Regions from separate parts of the Mus musculus genome. Here regions 1, 2 and 3 are each linked to region 4. The links are chromatin loops, found by intact Hi-C in ENCODE. Cell type or tissue: heart. All regions are shown on one strand. Region 1 overlaps 1700045H11Rik (RIKEN cDNA 1700045H11 gene). Region 2 overlaps Gm36600 (a long non-coding RNA gene). Region 3 has its middle 14 kb from the start of Gm36600. Region 4 has its middle 13 kb from the start of Gm51276.

What was found. Peaks named below come from ENCODE experiments on the same cell type or tissue, not always from the same donor. Only the 100,000 strongest peaks of a DNase experiment are listed, where the experiment ranks them.
Region 1: it touches region 4 in a loop (1.9-fold over the local background); 3 of 42 quality-filtered maps call a loop at or near these places.
Region 2: a loop joins it to region 4, with 2.0 times the contacts of the local background. A loop is called at or near these places in 6 of 42 quality-filtered maps.
Region 3: a loop joins it to region 4, with 2.0 times the contacts of the local background. A loop is called at or near these places in 6 of 42 quality-filtered maps.

Annotation. Positions count from the first base shown.
Region 1 is chr4:150,830,585-150,833,084 of GRCm38, forward strand. All of the region lies in intron 3 of 1700045H11Rik (RIKEN cDNA 1700045H11 gene), which reads right to left. Among named protein-coding and RNA genes, the nearest start is that of 1700045H11Rik, 23 kb to the right of the region's middle. In heart, no CTCF peak of the experiment used is centred here; a DNase peak (open chromatin) is centred at 1,497; H3K27ac peaks cover 808 bases.
Region 2 is chr4:150,707,604-150,710,103 of GRCm38, forward strand. The region is part of intron 1 of Gm36600 (a long non-coding RNA gene); the gene reads left to right. Among named protein-coding and RNA genes, the nearest start is that of Gm36600, 3.7 kb to the left of the region's middle. In heart, a CTCF peak has its summit at 1,060; DNase peaks (open chromatin) are centred at 548, 718 and 1,148; H3K27ac peaks cover 1,434 bases.
Region 3 is chr4:150,689,568-150,692,067 of GRCm38, forward strand. No RefSeq gene overlaps it. Among named protein-coding and RNA genes, the nearest start is that of Gm36600, 14 kb to the right of the region's middle. In heart, a CTCF peak has its summit at 1,362 (motif pointing right); a DNase peak (open chromatin) is centred at 1,424; H3K27ac peaks cover 927 bases.
Region 4 is chr4:150,783,785-150,786,284 of GRCm38, forward strand. No RefSeq gene overlaps it. Among named protein-coding and RNA genes, the nearest start is that of Gm51276, 13 kb to the right of the region's middle. In heart, no CTCF peak of the experiment used is centred here; DNase peaks (open chromatin) are centred at 807, 1,017 and 1,617; H3K27ac peaks cover 1,113 bases.

The DNA of each region.
Region 1 (2,500 bases), 47 kb after region 4:
ACATCACATAGGGGATCGTTGCAACCACCCCCTAATCAGTCAGGGGACAGAGAGCCTGTGGGTGCTGCAGTTACCATCATATCCCAAGGCCATGGGCATTCTTAATTTTTTGGTAGATCATCTTCAGCATGTGACTTGGGTCCTGTGGTCACCACCTGCCTTAGTCAGGGTTTCTATTCCTGCACAAACATCATGACCAAGAAGCAAGTTGGGGAGGAAAGGGTTTATTCAGCTTACACTTCCATACTGCTGTTCATCACCAAGGAAGTCAGGACTGGAACTCAAGCAGGTCAGGAAGCAGGAGCCGATGCAAAGGCCATGGAGGGATGTTCCTTACTGACTAGCTTCCCCTGGCTTGCACAGCTTGCTTTCTTATAGAACCCAGGACTACCAGCCCAGGGATGGCACCACCCACAATGAACAGGCCCCTCCCACCTTGATCACCTACTGAGAAAATGCCCCACAGCTGGATCTCATGGAAGCATTTCTCCAATTGAAGCTCCTTTCTTTGTGATAACTCCAGCCTGTGTCAAGTTGACCCAAAACCAGCCAGTACACCACCTGATCATATCTTGGAAAGAAAGCATTGGAAAGAGATGGGGCCAAGAAGTTGGGATTGTATCTGAGCCCCCACCCCAAGCCATTCCCACTGGCTAATGACTAGGCGACACCACACAGAGACCCTATATGTGCAAGGGGGATACAAAACTTGAGTCTTTTCTTGTTTGTTTTGTGTTTTGTTTTATTTTGCTTTGTAGCCTCGTCTGGCCTCCAACCCATAGCAATCCTTCTGCCTCGGCTTCCTACTATTGGGTCTGAGCCTTCAAAGACAAATATAGCCCTTGAATTCAGGTAGATTATAGATCCAAAGAAAACTCTGTGCTCCGTTAGGGGAAGAATTGTTATTGGGTAGATAACTCAAAGAGAAGTTGTTCTTGGCCACTCTCCAAGAACAGCTCAGACACTACTCAAAATGCTTACTTTCATAGTGCCCTAGACTTTGAATAGTGCTTATGTAAAAAAAAAAAAAAGAAAGAAAAAGAAAAAGAAAAGATAATCCAATAATTTTGCTTGTAATTTTTTTTCCTGGTGCTGGGAATTGAACCTAGGGCCATGATTATGCTCAGCAAGGCATCTGCCTTGAGCGATTTCCCACTTTTTAACATAGTCGATGGTTAAGACAGTTCTCTGCAGAGTGAGGACTTGGGGAAGGTAGGGTGAGTCCTATGTGTGCCCTACTCTGATGTCCCCAGCACCCGCAGACCGAGTCCAGTGCCCACATGAGATGCACAAGCCAGGAGTAGTGACTAAATTAAAGATTAAAGGTTTCCTAAGACCCTGGGCGGCTGTGGATGGTGACTGAGATGTTTTCCTTGTTTAAACACAGGCCAGAAGGATGCATATGCTCCATTCGGTCAGCAATGTGATCAGAATCCATGGAAAGAGCACCAAGAAGCAGTGGGAAAGTATGTTGGGTCAGAACTTGACCTACATGGGAACAGGAACGGAGCCCGAGGGACATGGTCGAGGTCATGGGAATGGAGGGAAGCAAACAGAAGACCCTGGGTGTACAGCCCTGTTCCGTGCTAACAGACATGGGAGGTAGAGATAAGAGGAGGCGAGGTAAGGACATATTTGGTTATGACTGCTTCCCCTGCCTGCTTCCCTCCTTCTCTCCTCCCCATAAAGGAGGAGATTTTTACAGACTGAGGGAAGCTTGCTAGTTGATAGAGGTTAACTCTGCCCATTCATTCCCAGAACTGCCTGGGAGTGCTGTTTGGTCCCAGAGCACACAGGGATCACACAAAGCTGCTCTTGAAACAAAGGGGGAGGGGGGCTTGGTGCTGGCTGGGGTGCTGGGGCACACATCTACTCCTTTGACAAGCCCTGTAAGGTACCAAGACAGAAAGTAACAGAGGGAGGTGGCATTTAACCATTGCCCAAGAGCACTCTGACAACTGCCAACACAAAGACACTGGCAATGCACACAACAGCAAGAAGGAAAGGGACAAAGTGGCAAAGACAGGCCAGGTGGCCAGTCCACTACAGCGATGGGTTGAGAAAGCCCAGCCCCCACTCCCCTGCCATACTCTTGCTTGCCAATAATTTTGCATGTAGTTTGTTTGTTTTTTTGTTTTTGTTTTTGTTTTTTTGTTTTTTTTGCCACAGGCCCTTTGCACAAACCCCAAGAGATCAGAATCAGACCTCTGCTTCTTACCACCTTATCAGGGGCCATCTCCCATCTGAAACAGTCCTTTTATTACCATTCTCATCCTTCTTTCCGACCCCCTGTCACCCATCCTGCATATGATAGATTTGGTATGGTCTGTAGAATGTGAGCGTGCTACCAGTGAGCAGGAACTTTGTTCAAGAGCGAATCTCTGCCCACCTGGAACAGATTTTTAATCAACACCATGGGATGAGCACAGAGGTCCCAAGAGTAAGAACAAGACAGAAAGAATCAGGAGAGACTTATGGTAGCAAAACTCCCAGCATCTTC
Region 2 (2,500 bases), 76 kb before region 4:
GTAAGGCCCTCTGGCTTGCTCATGAATCCCCAGCCGTCCAGATGTTGGCCGAGGATTCTTGTTGCTGGCTGTACTACATGACCTTGGCCGTGGCTCCGGTTATTTGCTTCAAACAAATACCCTTACTTGTGGCGTTTCTGCCGTCACCTCTGTTCTCCTCAGGCCTTCGGACTTTACTCTCACTTTTCATTTCTTCTCGGCCCTTCCTTCACACAGCTTCCCTGGCGTTCTCCAAACAGGAAGACCTGGGAGCATTATTTCAAGGGCAAGAATTTGGCAACCGTCCCTGAAAGCCAAGCACAAACTCTGCAGGGGTTTAATGATGCGCCTCAGAGGAGGCACCTGCTCTTTTCCACCCACCTCTGGGCACCCGTCCATCCAGCTAATGAGCCGTGGCCCAGTCTCCAACCCTCAGTGTGAAGGCCTCTTCCCAGCCACTTCTGCACGCATCCCCAGAGGGTCCCTCCTGCAGGCTGTCAGTGGTCATTGTTCTCTGGCCTCACATACTGCCAGTCTGTGGGTGCTTCCTTTCCACACACTTATTTCCAAATATGCATTTACCCACCTGGAAGTAAAACCCCAATTCCCCAAGTCCATCCACAAAAGGTCAGGGAGTGCCAACCGGGGCCCTGAAGAGTCGCTGACACGTTCCAAGCACAAATTAACCAGTGTCAAGCAGCCAGGAAGGAGGCAGGCGGGCGCCATAGCGCCAGGTCCTGAGACTGTATCTCCACATCTGCCAACTTGCTATCATGGAAAGCCATCTCTGCCCTGTGACTCAGTGCCCTGTCGGTGTGGCAGCCGCCCTGACGAGTGCTCCTCACACCACCACAGGCCTGGGGGCAAGGGTGCAGGGCTCCTAGCATGTAGAGTATCTGGGGCTCAGGGATCTAGCTAGCCAGGCCAGGAGCACCTCTGGGCTCAGCCTTTGCCTCTAAAGACTGGGCAAATCGACAGGCTCTGTCTACAGAGCTGTGACCAGGATCAAAGCGCTTCAACACCAAGATATTCAACAAACTCCAAGGTCCTTCCATGGAGGACAGTTGGTACTATGTAGTACCTCCACCAGTGGGCTCCACCTGCTCACTGCTGGAGTCTTGCTGTGTGCTATCTCTAGGGGCTAAATCTATCAGCAGCATCAGAAGTAAGTAAAGAGCCGGGGTGAGAGGCACAGCGAGGATCCACAGACCCAGGGGGAGTGAGTGTCTGAGGAGAACCTGCATCAACTGCACAAAAGCCTCAGGGTCTTGTGGCCACACTCTGTGCCAAGGAGGAACTGGTGCCTTCAAGAAACTGGTTCAGGGGCTGGGTCATGATGGCTCAGTCAATAAAGTTCTTGCCACACAATTTTAAGGAATTGAGTTCTGTCCTTAGAACGCATGGTGGTGTGTGCTTGCCATCCCTAAATTGGGAAAACAGAGTCAGAGGGAGTCCAGATTCGCATAATCTACAGGCCCAGGATCCCACTGAAGGACTCTTGATTCAATAAAACTTCATCCTGAGGAATGATGGTCCGGGTTTACCCTGCCTCTACACACACCCAAGTGCTTGAGCATATAACAGCATGCTTATACTCTCTCTCTCTCTCTCTCTCTCTCTCTCTCTCTCTCTCTCTCTCTCTCACACACACACACACACACACACACACACACACACTAAGGGGTTGGGTGGAGAAACTGGATCAGGGTTTGGTAGTAGAATTCTGACCTAATGTGCGTGAAGCGGGTTCTGTTCCTAGAACCAGGCAAAAGAGAGAGGGGGTGAGGAGAGGCAGAGAGAAGGAGGAAAAGAAGAGGAACGGAGGAGAGGGGAATCGGGTAGGAGCCATGATAAAGTACACCTCAAGTTCTTCTCCCAGTCAGGGCTCATGATAGATGAACTGGCTGCCCCGCCCCCCCCTTTAGAAGGCTGAAACCCAAGGCTGCAGGGAGCCAAGGCTGACACGGTCTACTGAGTCCTCAGAACCTGTTCCTCTGTCACTTCTAGAACATTGCCAGGGTCCAGGCAGCTGCTTGCCCCCGGCCTGGCTTCCGGCCTGCAGCCAGAGCAGACACACAGCGCCTGGCCCTTGAAGGGCCCCACTAGGCTATGGTTCTGTGATTATCTTAAGCTTCAACCTTTTAACAATATTCCCTCGGGTTCTGGCTGGTAAGTCAAGTCTCTGGGACAATGGAACTTGTGCCAAGTTGGGAGGTAGGGCTAGAAGAGTCAGGGTTGGGCATATCCACCCTGAGCAGAGTCACAGGACAGAGCTGGGGGTGGGGGGAGGGGAGGGAGAACTCTCAGAAAGGCACGCTTAGTCTCCTGTGTCTCCGGAGGGAGCACACCCAGTTAACTAGCAAAGAGGAAAGGTTGTGACAGCTCAATAAAGACCCTGGAGGAAGGCAGGCAGGCCTTTGTCCTGTTTGGGACAAGGAATCTGGCCTTTCTTGAGGCACTGCGTTGGGGAGCCATGGGGCTGGCTCAGCCTCAGCCCTCCCTCCCTCCCTCCCTCTCATGG
Region 3 (2,500 bases), 94 kb before region 4:
CCTTAACGGGTGCGTAAGACATTGATAAGCTTATCCTCATGTTCAAACTGGTTATGATCACTCTGAAGACAAGACGGGAGGTCGAGAAACTTATCTTTCTGGACATGGGGGCTTATTATACGTTTATCAGGGACTGAAGATGTGATATTCCTCTGGGCCCATCATAGCCTCTGCAGACTTTGGACCTCACCCCTTATCTGGAGCACGCCGGCTCCTGCCCCTGCCTGTCTCCTGGGTGCCTGGTACCTCCCGGCTTCAAGGATGCCCTGGCTTTTGGACTTGGCTCCCTGGTATCTTGTTCTTCCTCTGAACTACTTTCCAGATGCCGATCCTGTGGGTCCGGAACACATCTGCCTTCTCTTCCCAAAGCCTCCCAGCTTCCCAGCCCTGACCTAGGCCTTCTAGGCTGCACCGTCGGCCACAGTCCACGGATGGAGCCTACCGACTTTACTTCTGAATCATCCACTCTGCAGTGAGGCCTCTGTGTGCCTGTTCACATCTATGTGTGGAGGCCAACATGGGTATCACTCCTCAGAAGCCACCTGGGCTGCGTTTTGAGAAAGTTCTTAATGGGACTCAGGGCTCATTGATCAGGCTAGGTGGGCTAGTCAGGGACCCTCAGGGGTCTCCCCGCCCCCCAGATTTTTATGTGGGTGCTGGGTCTTGGTGTTTACCCAGGAAGTACTTTCTCCACTGTGTTCGCCCTCCGGCTCCTCAGCCCAAGTTTTCTTCTTAAAGCTCTCTGGGTGGTACACAGTATAAATGCGTTCCTGCAAAGGTCGGGCGTTAGAGCTGTACTCCCAGGACAACCTGGGAGCTAGACCTGCAATAGAGAGTCAGGGCCAGGCCTCTGCTCTCCTGAGCAGGTCGACGCCATTGTGGAGGGGTGGGTTCCTTGCCTTCAGTGGCTTTCCAATGAGAAGATACCTTGAAGCACGCTCCTCTCCTGAGCGTGAGTGCTCTGGCTTTTCAGCCTTTCGCTATGGGGTGAAACAAGAAAGCCCCCAAGAGATGCTGGCCCCTCAGCCCGGCCTTTCCAGACTCCAGAATGGCAAAAGAGACATCTCTGCTGGGCACCCACCCAGTCTTAAAGATGCTGTTTGAACCACACAAAATGTACCAAGACCCGGCTTCCCAAATTCCCAGACGAACGTCCCATGGTGAATGGTGGCCGACTCTCTACCTGTCCCAGCACCTTCAACCTTGGGCCCCCGAGCTGCCCCCAGATGAACCATCATCTTCACTTGGCACTCTGAGTGCTCCATGTCCTCTGACCCCATCTCTGTCCTCACTTGGCACTCCGAGTGCTCCATGTCCTCTGGTTGGTTCAGGGTCTCTGCTCTTCTCCCACCTTGCAGAAGGGGGAGCCCTCCATCTCTCTTCCACAGCTGTTACAGAAAGAAGTGAGCTGCTCCTGGAAGTGTGACTTGTCCACACTAGATGATGTCTGCCAAGATGGCCTCTTTCCAGAGGGTGTGGCCTTCTTGGAGGCCACAGCAATAGAGTTTATGATGGTACAGATGTCGGGGTTTTATTTATTTCAAAGATGGTACCTAGGATACACCACCCTTGAGCTTTTGGTCTTCACCATTCCCCTCCCCTCCCCTCTCTGCTCTTCACTGGGCTCTGTCTTCCATTCTGGAAGCTTCCACTTCCTTCCCCAGCCACCTGCTAACTCACTCAGCTGTCTTGCTTTGCGAACCTCACATTAGAGGTTCTGGGATCAGCTCTGCCCACCTGAGGCTTGGGGGTGCATCTGTCTTGCACTCTACTTTGCCAGCTCAGGTCTGCACACACAAGTCCTCTATGGTGCCCTGAAGAGTTGACAAAGGTTAACAAGAGACCCTGCGGCATCCCTTGGAAAGTGGGCAAGACAGGGGCCAGAGAAGGTGTGAGCAGCAGGCGCTGTTGTCACACATGAGCCTTGGGTTTGGTTGTGTTTCTTTTGGTCCAGACGGGGGCTTTTCAGAAGGACCCGAGAGCTGAGTGTCTGTCAGTTACTCAGAGTTCAGGCTTGTCTCCTTCCTTATCAAAGGTTCTGCTGGGAGTACCAGGAAGTTCTTAGGTTAAACCGGATGTTTTTCCTCTGGGAAGTGGATCAGGGAAGTGACTACTCGCTGAGTAATCTTTAAAGTCTGGAGACCCTGTGCTCCATCTCTGATGCTTTATCTCCAGTGCACGCAATCCCTCCTCCCCACACTGGTCCCTTGATTGACAGCTCCAGTGGCCCACAGCAGGGTCTGGAAGTGATATCTCACTTGCACACAGAAGGGGCTACAGTTTGGATCTTAAATGTCCCTAACAATCTATGAGGCAAAGACTTGGGCCCCAGCGGGTGCTATTGACAGCTGAGGCTCTAAGGTCACAGGAGCACACCTCTGAAGGGGACTGTGTCTCCTTTCTTCTTCTCCTCTATCTCTCTTTTTAAAATTCAACTCTTACCAAAGCAAGTTAAGGAATGGTTTATTTGTTTATTTACTTATTTAAGATTTATTTATTT
Region 4 (2,500 bases):
CCTCTGTGTGTTATGCACACAGGTAGAGGTAGGTGGATGGGGCATGCCAAGGAGGACATCAGATATGCTGCTCTGATCATCCTTTCTCCGCCCTCTGCAGTGTTGGGGCTACAGGACCCAGGGCCACCCCTAGCTTTTTATATGTGTGCTGGGATCTGAACTCAGGACCATTATACAGTGAGTATGCTCAGCCATTGAATACTCTCATCACCCCACGCTGGACAAACCTTGAAGGCAGGCTTTGGTTGGTGTGTTCTGGTCACACAACTCCTCATATGTGAGTCCTAGTACAGAGCAAGGCAAACCATCGGAAGATAGCAGAGAGGAGGCAAAAAGACGCCTTCCACTCATGGCTACAACACACATGAGCCTTTCAAATGGCTAGGGCTAATTGTGAGCACCACCCACCCATCCACCTACCCACCCATCTACCCATCCATCCATTCACCCACCCACCCACCCATTCATCCACCCCCCCATTCATCTATCCACCCATCCACCCATCCACCCATCGTTCTATCCATCCATCCATCCATCCATCCATCCATCCCTCCATCCATCCATCCATCCATCCATCCATCCATCCATCTGGCAATCACTGACGGGCCTTGGGAATGTAATAAAGGTTTAGTCAACCCACTACCAGGAGTCGTTTGCATCTGCCAGGCCTCAGAGAACCAGTGCAAATTACAACAGCCAGGCCACAGCCTCCTGGGTGTGAGCTGAAGGAGCAGGGACACCCTGGGAAGAGAGCAGCTCGCCCAGTCCTCAGGGAGTGACTTCACGACCCGACTGGGACTTGAGGACATGAAAACAGATTGTCTCATACCCACTTGAACGTGCTGGGCTGCACGGACTTCATGTTTGTAAATTTTCCACTGTCTCAATCAAGTTGGGGTGGCTTTGTAAAAATTATTATTTCTATGACTATCATTACTGTTATTTGGCCTTGCTCTGTGCTTTGACTTCCCTTGCCCTTTCGATTTCCTTTCCAGCCCTCAGGTCCGGCTGCAGCTCTCAGAGGGACCTTTCCTAGTAAATTGTGCTAAACACAGCACTTCGGCTTGTTTTCATTCCTCTGGTATTGCAAGGCCCACCTCCAGGCTCCAGGGAAACCATGGGGGGCATTTTCCAGACTGCTTTCCAGTATAAACACAGCTTGAGAGGCCTGCCTGGCTTCACTGCTGCCCACATCTTTGGGTCTCTGCTCCCTGCTCCCGGGTTGGGGGCAGGGAGGGAGACCCCTGACCTCCTGTAAATATTTCAACACAGCCAGTTCTCTGAGGAATTACAATTTGTGCTTTTGCGTCAACTCTGAAGCAATCATGAGGGAGGCCCTATTTTTATGGCCTGGTGTACTTTCTCGATAATGGGACATTTTAATACTACATTTTTTATGGCTATTAACAAAAGAACTTCATGGCCTAAAACTCTAGGGTTGGGAGGGACACAAAAGAGGAGTCCAAGTAATTAGATCGTGGTGTCTAGTTTGACCCAGCCAAAGACACCGGCAGATCTCAGAGAACTCTATGGGATTGAGAAATCTTTCTGGCTACAAGCCTGGCCTGCTAAGTTGAGAGCATCCATGCCCTTAAATGGAGCCTATAAAGCAAAATTCAATGAGAGTATCGGAACAGAGTGTTTCATAGCTTCTCTTTCCCTCATGTGTGTATATCATATCCACGTGCGTGTGGGAGCATGGACCCGTGTTTGTCCTAGGAGGTCTGAGGCTCATACTGGGTCTTCCATGAATGTTCTCCATCTTATCCAATGAGATGGGCTCTCTCAGCTGAACCCAGAGCTCACCAGTATGGTGAGTCTGGCTAGCTAGCTTGCTCTGTTGAATCCTTGTATCACCCTTCCTAATGCTCCAATTATAGGCAGGTCCTATGGCCATCCAGCATTTACAGGGGCTCTGGGGATCCGAACTCTGGTCCTTATGCTTGCACGGCAAACACTTTAACAACAGATCTGTCTCTCCACCCCAGGACAGAATGTTACGAGGATACAGGACAAAATTCCTGGTAGGTACCAGCAACTGTGAGCAATACTCAACATATACACATACACACATACATACACACATACACACATACATACCCATACACATACATACAATGGTTTTTTCTATACATGTTTACCTTTGATTAAATTTAACTTACAAATTTGGCACAGTAAGCTATAAGCCACAATCATTAATCATAACAGAACAATTATAGCAATATGCTGTAACAAGGGTTAAAGGTATACCGGGCAATGGTGGTGCACGCCCTTTAATCCCAGCACTCGGGAGGCAGAGGCAGGCGGATTTCTGAGTACGAGGCCAGCTTGGTCTACAGAGTGAGTTCCAGGACAGCCAGGGCTGCACAGAGAAACCCTGTCTCAAAAAAAACAAAAAAGAAAAACAAAACAAAACAAAATAAAACAAACAAACAAAAAAAATTAAAGACTTATAGTCTCTCAAAATGTCTTACTGTTCCTCTCTACTCTTAAAGGAAGC